Linked DNA regions of Mus musculus: region 1 is linked to region 2. The links are chromatin loops, found by intact Hi-C in ENCODE. Cell type or tissue: left cerebral cortex. All regions are shown on one strand. Each heading gives the region's core, and the rest is flanking DNA. Links, peaks and the distances in the headings are about the cores only. Region 1 holds the start of Gm30521 (a long non-coding RNA gene). Region 2 has its middle 46 kb from the start of Gm41976.

Region 1 (4,401 bases), core at 191-4,190, 62 kb after region 2:
CATCGCTGGGATTTATCCAGAAACTGTAAGAAAATGACATCTCTCAGTGTTCTCTCCCTGCTTTATACTTGAGCCCCAATTATAGATTTAAACGACTGCTTCGAAAATCTGGAAAAAGAAACACTTCTCCCCTCCCCCCACCCCCCAGGAAATCTCCTTGGTAAGATGTTAAGATGTCAGTATAGAGTTCCGTGCTATGGAAGCACGGGCTGCAACAGCCCACAAAGGACCCTCAATTTCCATTCTATATTCTTCTTTCTTGTGTCCCTAATTCAATCCCCAGGTGCTAGTAAACTTCTCTGGTAAATAAAAGAAAAGAGAGGCCTACATTCAAACAGGCATTTATCACAGTCTGTGAGACACTAAAGGTTCTGGCCATGCCCGGCTGATCATGAAATATTCAGTGAATGGACAGCCCTGAAGCTTTGTACCCTCTCGGTGGCTAGGATTCTGTCTGGGAGAGAAAGGGTGTTTTGTTTCTAATTTAACACGTTGACTCGGTGGTTATAGTCCTAAAATTTGATTGCATGCATTTGTGGTAAGGACCAATTTTGTAACTTGTTAGGAAAATAAAATGCAAGCATAGAGCTTATTTTTAAATCTTATTACTGTCAAAAGTAAATTTTAAAATAAGCTCACATGGTAGAAGAAGAGAAACAGAAAGCATGGGTCAAAAACCTTCATCTTTTTACTGCAGCAAAAAAAACCCACTCTTTTTCTCATTTGTGAACTAGGTCCACATACCTATACCTAGGGTAATCACGGGTCTCCTCTTCATCCAAGTTACGATCCTAAAGTTCAAGTTCCACATGTTTGATCAGCCTGTAGAGTGGTGAAACTGCCCAAGAAATTCCTATAGCCCATAAGATCTTCACCTCTTCTTCAGCTCAGCCTTCTCTGTGTATCTTCTGGAAAATTCTCCATCAGTGCTCACTGAAAAAAAAAAACTTCTCTCATTAACACCAATACATACGCATCGTTTTTCTTTCCCTAAACCACGTGGACAATCTTTAAAAAGAGTATGTTGGTCGTCTTTTATTTTTCTACCAAAAAAAAAAAGTTATGAAAACTGACTTTCACACTGTAAGTTATTACCAAAATAACAAATTGTTATGCTTATTTTTAAACTTGCCTTTGTCTTGTTTTTCCAAAGACGTCATAAACTCCATGAGAACAAGATCGGTAGGTAGTCTCTGCTTCCTTGGTGTTTCTTTAAAATGCCAAATGTGACAGTGGAATAAATAGGTGGTGAATGAATAAATGCGTGAATAAAGGATTTCAGAACAGCGCTCTTCGCCGGCGAAGCTGTCCAGGGTTCGGGTGCTGAGAAGAATCATAAAATCGGGCACAACCAACTAGGCAAATAACCTAAAGCCTGCAGCCCCCCAACCCTGAGAGAGCTCACTCACTGGCTGCCATGATGATCACTAAGTAACACCCACACCCGTACTTAGCCTTCCCTAGCTCACGCACCAAAATCGTAGCTTCAGAAACTATGGCCCATGACCCCGTATGGGCTCACATAACTAAACGGGGGTGTCAAAAGAAACTTGTCAGCGGTAAAGGGTTTCTAAATACATGATAATCAAACCCAAATTCAAAACCAAGGACATGGTGAAGGCAAAGAGTTTCTGGCAGCAGTCGCCTGTGTCACTTCATGCCGCTTCCCTGCAGCCTGGGTTCTAAACACAGGGAGCAGACTTGCAATGCCAGGCGCTGCCTGGTGAGATGATTCTGTTATTAACCGCAGTGTTTTCATTATACACACATATTTTTTTGTTCTTATAGGGACATAATTGTCTAATTACACGAAAAAGAGACCTTCAATATTTTCCTACCATCACTCACCTTATAAATATCTTTGAACTGGACCGTTGCTAGTAAAGAGCTTGATTTTGAAAGCTTCTGTTCGAGTTGTTGACTAGAATTCTGTAAATAATTGCCAAATGAATTTTGATTTAGGACTTAGGACAGAATTTCTTCCAAATTTTTCTGAAATGGCTCCAAACATACTTCTGCCATTTTCCATATAGATTTATGCAAAGCAGCATTCTAAGTATTAATGATTATAAAATTAAATATCAGTCAACCCTAAAGAATATTGATGAGACTTAATATCCTACAATATCAAATATTCAACCACAATTTAATTCTTTATGTAATATAAATACATCCATATCATTAGTATGCAAATTTATCTTTAATGAGCAATCAATTATAGGTATACCGAAGAATTGAATATTGTTGGGTTAGGTTGACTTGTTTTGTTTTGCTTTTGCTTTTGTTTTGTCAAGGAGCGCACCATGGCATATGTGAGGAGATCAGAGGACAAACTATGGGAATTAGTTCCCTCTCCACTACGCCAGTCCCAGGAATCAAACTGAAGTTGTCAGGCCTAACAGTAAATACCTTCAGCAATTCTCCAGCCCAAAGACTTACTTAAAATCAATTTCTTAGGGCTAGAGAAATGGCTCGGCAGTTAAGAGTACTGGTTGCTCTTCTGGAGAATCTGGCCTTGGTTCCCAGCACCCACATGGTGACTCACAACCATCTGTAACTCCACTCTACAGGATCTGATGCCCTCCTCTGGCTTCTGCAGGCACTAGGCACAGGCATAGTACACAAATATACATATAAGCAAAATACCCATACCAACTTCTTCATTTTAAAAACAAAATAAAGTTTGTGTGTGTGTGTGTTTTCATATGTGTAAGTGCACTGTGTATGGGGGTTGCACCTGCATATGCAGGCACATGTAGAGGCAAGCAGAAGTCAACCTCAGATGCTAGGCCATATATACAGTCTGCCTTTTTTATATGTAATGGGTGTATTTGCCTGCATGTATGTCTGTGTACCATGTGCATGCCTGGTGTCTGCAGAGGCCAGAAGAAGACATCGGATTCCCTGGAACTAAAATTACAGTTAGCTGCCATATGGGTGCTGTGAATGAAACCTGGGTCCTCTGGAAAAACAAGCGCTCTTGGATGCTAAAGTGTCTTTCCAGCCCCTGCCCACCTTAACTTTGAGAGAGGGTATCTTATTGGCCCGGGTTTCACTGATTAGGTTAAGGTGTCTAGCCCAGTGTTCCAGCTCTCTCCACCTCCCCAGGATGACAAGTACCTGCCACCATGCCTGGCTTTTCTTCTGCTTCTGGCAATTAATCTCGGGGTCTCATGTGTCTGTATCAAGCACTTTATATTTCCTCATTCATAAAATAAATGTCTTCATGACTTATTACCAATAAATGTTTGATTTGTGTATGTTTTATAGACCTTGGATTGTGCTAAAACTTCTCAGGAAAAGGGAGGTCACAAGTGGAAAAGGTTTAAGAAGTCCCGCCCTCTATGACCACCTCCTCATGTCACCTCCATTGGCAAGAGCTTGTCCCATGTGGTAATTCTCAAGTCCAGTGTCGAAAACAAAGGGGAAAGTAAAACATTCATCATTGTGCTACCAAAGTACATCTCACAGGAATGGCTATGCTCAGCCAATAAAAACACTATTGACTGATGAAGGGTATTTCTGATGGATATGTCTCTGAGTCTGTGCTGAAGACCTCATCTCCTTTGTGGTGATATTTGAAGAAGTGGTCTTGGTCAGTTGGTTGATTTAATGATGTCATAAGGGTCGGAACCTCATAGCGGAATAACGCCTGTAAACAAAGAGGTAATAGGACAGAATGCTTTCTCCTTTAGACCACTCGCCACCACAGTGAGGCTATAATAAAAGCATGGTCCTAACCTCACACTTCCAGCCTCTGGAACTGAGAGAAAATAAATCTCTGCTGTTTGAGCATGCCGTCTGTGGGAGTTTGCTATGTAATCTCAAACGGACCAAGACAATGTGTTCAGTCTTTATTAACTGTATAAAAGCACAGCATGCGGACTCCCGATCACTTCAACTTGAACGTGCATGCTAATGAACACGCCTCCAAACTGCAGCTTCCGCCGAGGAACAAGCAGATGCTTCAGGAATTGTAATTCCCAGTATCAAGAAAATCCAGATAAAATGCATTAAACAACATTTTCAGAGGCTGGACCACAAACAGGACAGGATTGTGAGCACTGGGTAAAAGAAGATGAGGGTAAACTTCATGTTGACTCTCACTCTCTGACTGGATGCAGTTTCCAGATTGTAGCAAGGAACCTTCCACCCAAACTCCAGTGTGAAGTTGAGGAGACAGAGATTGGAGTTGGGGACACCATGGCAGCTAAGACATTGAAGGTAAAATACTAAAAATATGGGTACTATGTGAATAAAAGTTCCCAGATATACTCATAGGATCCTCTCAAATCTATTCATGATTACTGTGGACCTATATAGGGTAAAGTCCCATGATGCTTGGGGTAAAGTCCCATGATGCTTGTAAAAAAAAAAACAAAAAAAAAAAACAAAAAAAAC
Region 2 (4,401 bases), core at 309-4,308:
ACTGATAAGTGGATATTAGCCCAAAACCTAGGATACCCAAGATATAAGATACAATTTGCTAAACACATGAAACTCAAGAAAAATGAAGACTGAAGTGTGGACACTATGCCCCTCCTTAGAATTGGGAACAAAACACCCATGGAAGGAGTTACAGAGACAAAGTTTGGAGCTGAGATGAAAGGATGGACCATCTAGAGACTGCCATATCCAGGGATCCACCCCATAATCAGCTTCCAAACGCTGACACCATTGCATACACTAGCAAGATTTTATCGAAAGGACCCAGATGTAGCTGTCTCTTGTGAGACTATGCCGGGGCCTAGCAAACACAGAAGTGGATGCTCACAGTCAGCTACTGGATGAATCACAGGGCTCCCAATGGAGGAGGTTGAGAAAGTACCCAAGGAGCTAAAGGGATCTGCAACCCTATAGGTGGAACGACATTATGAACTAACCACTATCCCGGAGCTCTTGACTCTAGCTGCATATGTATCAAAAGATGGCCTAGTCGGCCATCACTGGAAAGAGAGGCCCATTGGACACGCAAACTGTATATGCAGTACAGGGGACACGCCAGGGCCAAAAAATGGGAATGGGTGGGTAGGGAAGTGGGGGGGAGGGTATGGGGGACTTTTGGGATAGCATTGGAAATGTAATTGAGGAAAATATGTAATAAAAAATATTTTTAAAAAAAGAAGTGGATGAATCTGGGAGGAGTTGGGGGATGGATGAATATGATCAAGGTACAGTGTGTGAAATTCTCAATGAATTAAAAAAATTAAAGGAGAAAATCTAGTTGGCCACTAGATTGGGCAACATGAAGGCCACTGGCAATCTTAGGAAGACAATCATGACAGAGCGAGGGGAAGACAAGAGCAACATTTTAAGAGTCACAGAAGGAATGGGAGTAGTCATGGTGCAAGCAAATTTTCTCTTTATAAATGTATTTACCTAGTGAATAAAGAAGGGATCGCAAGGTTAGTTACCCCTTGACCAATGGTGTGTAAAAGCCACAGTGAACATTCTAGAAAGGGCTCAGTAAATCGGCATGCTTGGACTACACTTGGCTTTTCGCTTTTATAGGTAGTACTTTTGGGCACTCGTCCATGCCTATTCTTTTTTTACATATTGGCTTTAGCTGCTTCCTCAGTGGTTAAGAAAGAGGCCACAGGGTCTACCAACTAAAATATTTGTTGTCTTGGCCCTCCAAAGAAGAATTTTGAGAAATCTGATATAAGTAACAATCCCCAGTAGCTGCTAGTGCCCCAAGAAGAGAAACAACCAGACACTGCACCTGCGACAAAAATGTTGCCACCCCCAGAAAGTCACCTAACGAGACAATGATGATAATACTAGTAGTAGTAATAATAGTAGTAGATAGTAGTAGTAGTAGTAGTAATAATAATAATAATAATAATAATAATAATAATAATAATAATAAACTGAAACTGGTGAACCTAAGTATCGATTTATAGGATGTCCGGGAACAGAGCACTCAACAACACAAAAGGATACAACCAGCAAAACCAAGAATGTGGAAAACACTACAAGGGGAAAAAAAAAGATCACATTGCTTAAACAAACAGTAAGGCTCAAAAGAGAGTGGAGAAGGAAATTTACAGATTGAGTCCTTGAGAAAAACATTCCAACCAAACACATAGTGTGGACCTAATTAGAATTCTAATTCAAATAAACCACTTGTAGAAGAAAGTCCGGGTTGGAGAAATGTCAGCACTACTCAGAGATTTGAAGAGATTAAGAAATTACAATCAATTCCTGAGAGCACGGTATTGCTGCAATGTTCCTTTAATCTGCTCCCTTTTAGAGACTGGTACTGAAATATTTATGGGTAGAATCATACAATGGCTAAGGTTTGCTTCAAAGAAAAACCCCAATGGAGAGGTAGAGTAGGAGGCTTAAGTGAGAAAAAAAAATGGCCCTGAGTTGATAATTATTGTGGCTAGGTAATGATTCTTGGGGGTTATTTATTATTCTATACTACTTTGTACCTGTTTAAATTCACCACAAAACATCCATCTTTTAAAAAGTAGGCAAAAGGGACAGCAGTGTGAGAACACAGTACACAGAGGACGCGGTGGCCATAAAGGACACCAATTCTGAGCAGTAGTTGGCAGGTGTGGGCTTAAAGAGACATCAGAGATTTCCTGGCTACAGCTAGTGCTGGAGGATGGGCAGAAGAGAGGAGAGACAGCATAAGCAAGCGCCTGGGCTCTAGAGGGGTATTCTTTCCACAGACTTCCAGAATGTCTGTTTTGGAAGAGTGTGGGAAGTGACATCATCTACACCCACTCTACCTTCTGCTGCTGTCTAACATCAGGGCTTACAGCTGAGCAAGGCAGCCCCTGCTTCAAGGCTGGAGAGATGGTTCTGTGAATGAATCATTTATGCTGTACAAGTGTGAGGTCTGGTGTTTGGATAGCTAGCACCCACCTGAAAAGTATAACAGGCAGCCATCTTTAATCCCAGCATTTTAGAGGCAGAGAGAGGGGATCCCTGGTGCTAACTAGCTAGCTAGGCTAGGAGAAATGTTTGAGATCCAGGTTCAGACAGAGAACCAGCCTCAATAAATAAAGGTAAAAAGAGATTGAGGAAATCACTTGCTATTAATTTCAGGCCTCCACATGCACACACGTGCATGTGTACATACACATACTCTCTCACACACGGACACACACACATATATTCTCTCTATCTGACTCTGACTCTGTCTCTGTCTCTGTCTCTCTGTCTCTGTCTCTCTGTCTCTGCCTCTCTCTGTCTCTCTCTCTCTGTCTATATGTGTGTGTGTGTGTGTGTGTGTGTGTGTGTGTGTGTGTGTGTGTGTGTGTGTGTGTGTGCAAGAGAGCAATAGAGACAGTGAGAGTCCCTGTCCCACCAGGTCAGAAGGTTTTCTTCAAGAGGACCAGTTTGTATGTTGAAAATGGAAATGCCCCTACAATTCCTGCACCACCAGGTTCTGTGTTCTGCAGGGAAAGCCCAGGCCTGCTCCCCTACCAGCATGAGTCCTCTGACCACTCAGTCCTCTCAGGGCAGATTCATAACCTATATTCTCTTTCTGGGGTGATCCACCCAGTATCTAACATGGTGGCTTTCAGTGGACTTTGGAGTTCCCTGGTGGCTGTGAGACTTCTGGCTGTGAGTTTTTCCAGTTGGAGTCCATAGCATCCATTGGATTTTCAGAAGGTTCTCTGATTACAGCAGCTAAACATCACTACACTCAAAGTTTAACAATTTTTGACAAGAACATAGGAGTAGGTCCAGATGTATTTTAATTATATCTACCAGAGAAACTTTAGACATCAACATATGTTCTCTATGCTGGCTAGTCTTATGTCAACTTGACACAAACTAGAGTCATTTTGGAAGAAAAAAACTCAATTAAGAAAAATGCCCCCACCAGAATGACCAAGTGTATGGTGCATTTTCTTGATTGACAGTTGATGTGGGAGGGACTTGTTCTCTCTGGATGGTGCCAGCCCTGGGCTGGTGGTACTGGGAGCCCTTAGAAAGCACGCTGAGCAAGCCATGGAGAGCCAACAATAAACATTGCTCCTCTGTGGTTTCTGCTCTGTTTCTTATCTCCGGGATCCTTCTCTGGGTTCCCTCAGGGGTGAACTTATAAGGTAGGACGTAAAATAAACCCTTTTCCTCCCTGAGTTGCTTTGAGTTGCAGTGTCTATCGTAGAGCGAATAGAAATCTTAACCTAGACAGCATAATCTGTATATTTATGTGTAAACGAACACAAAAATTAAAATTCTTCAGTGTTAGGCTGATAGCAGTACAAATCTCAAATATCCTCTTCTTTCAAAATCTGAATAAAACAGATTTAGGACTTAGCGCCTATGTGACACCTGACATTAGCCATATTTACGAGCCCTCCAGTTAACAAGGCAAATTATTTTATTCATACTTCATATTTTGAGTTTGATATTTGTGACATGAAGACTCAGGAAAAAAAAGGTAAATGGGAATTTTAATTTTGTGCTAAATCCTCTTAGTGGTTTGAAAGGCCTCTTCACCAACCTCTCAGGCTTTAGAACCTCACCACAGCTTCATCTAAAAAGATGTGAGAGCCAAGGTAAGCTGCACTGCCTGCTTTCTACAAATATTTTATACACTCATTTAGTCAGATCTGCCTGGGCCTGGGGTTCTCAGATACAATATGATGGAAGAACGATGGTGTTTTTTTTGGGGGGGGGGGCTCTGGCATTGCCCGAGGTCAGAATCCCACTCTGTTCCCCCCCCACCTCAGTACCAGGGATGCTCCGACCATCACTATCTATCTCCCACTCTGTTCTCCCCCTCCTCAGTACCAGGGATGCTCCGACCATCACTATCTATCTCGGGCTAACACTGCCTCTTTATACCATTCCAGTCTT

The links. A loop is a pair of places that touch in the nucleus more often than their neighbours do. Peaks named below come from ENCODE experiments on the same cell type or tissue, not always from the same donor. Only the 100,000 strongest peaks of a DNase experiment are listed, where the experiment ranks them.
Region 1: a loop joins it to region 2, with 2.5 times the contacts of the local background. A loop is called at or near these places in 1 of 42 quality-filtered maps.

Annotation. Positions count from the first base shown.
Region 1 is chr1:154,925,603-154,930,003 of GRCm38, forward strand. Gm30521 (a long non-coding RNA gene) reads right to left here and starts at 3,596. Exons shown (of 7, transcript XR_387489.2): 1 at 3,366-3,596; 2 at 1,849-1,929; 3 at 745-933. In left cerebral cortex, for the core only: no CTCF peak of the experiment used is centred there; no DNase peak of the experiment used is centred there.
Region 2 is chr1:154,863,877-154,868,277 of GRCm38, forward strand. It overlaps a transcript of Cacna1e not described here. Among named protein-coding and RNA genes, the nearest start is that of Gm41976, 46 kb to the right of the region's middle. In left cerebral cortex, for the core only: no CTCF peak of the experiment used is centred there; a DNase peak (open chromatin) is centred at 2,300.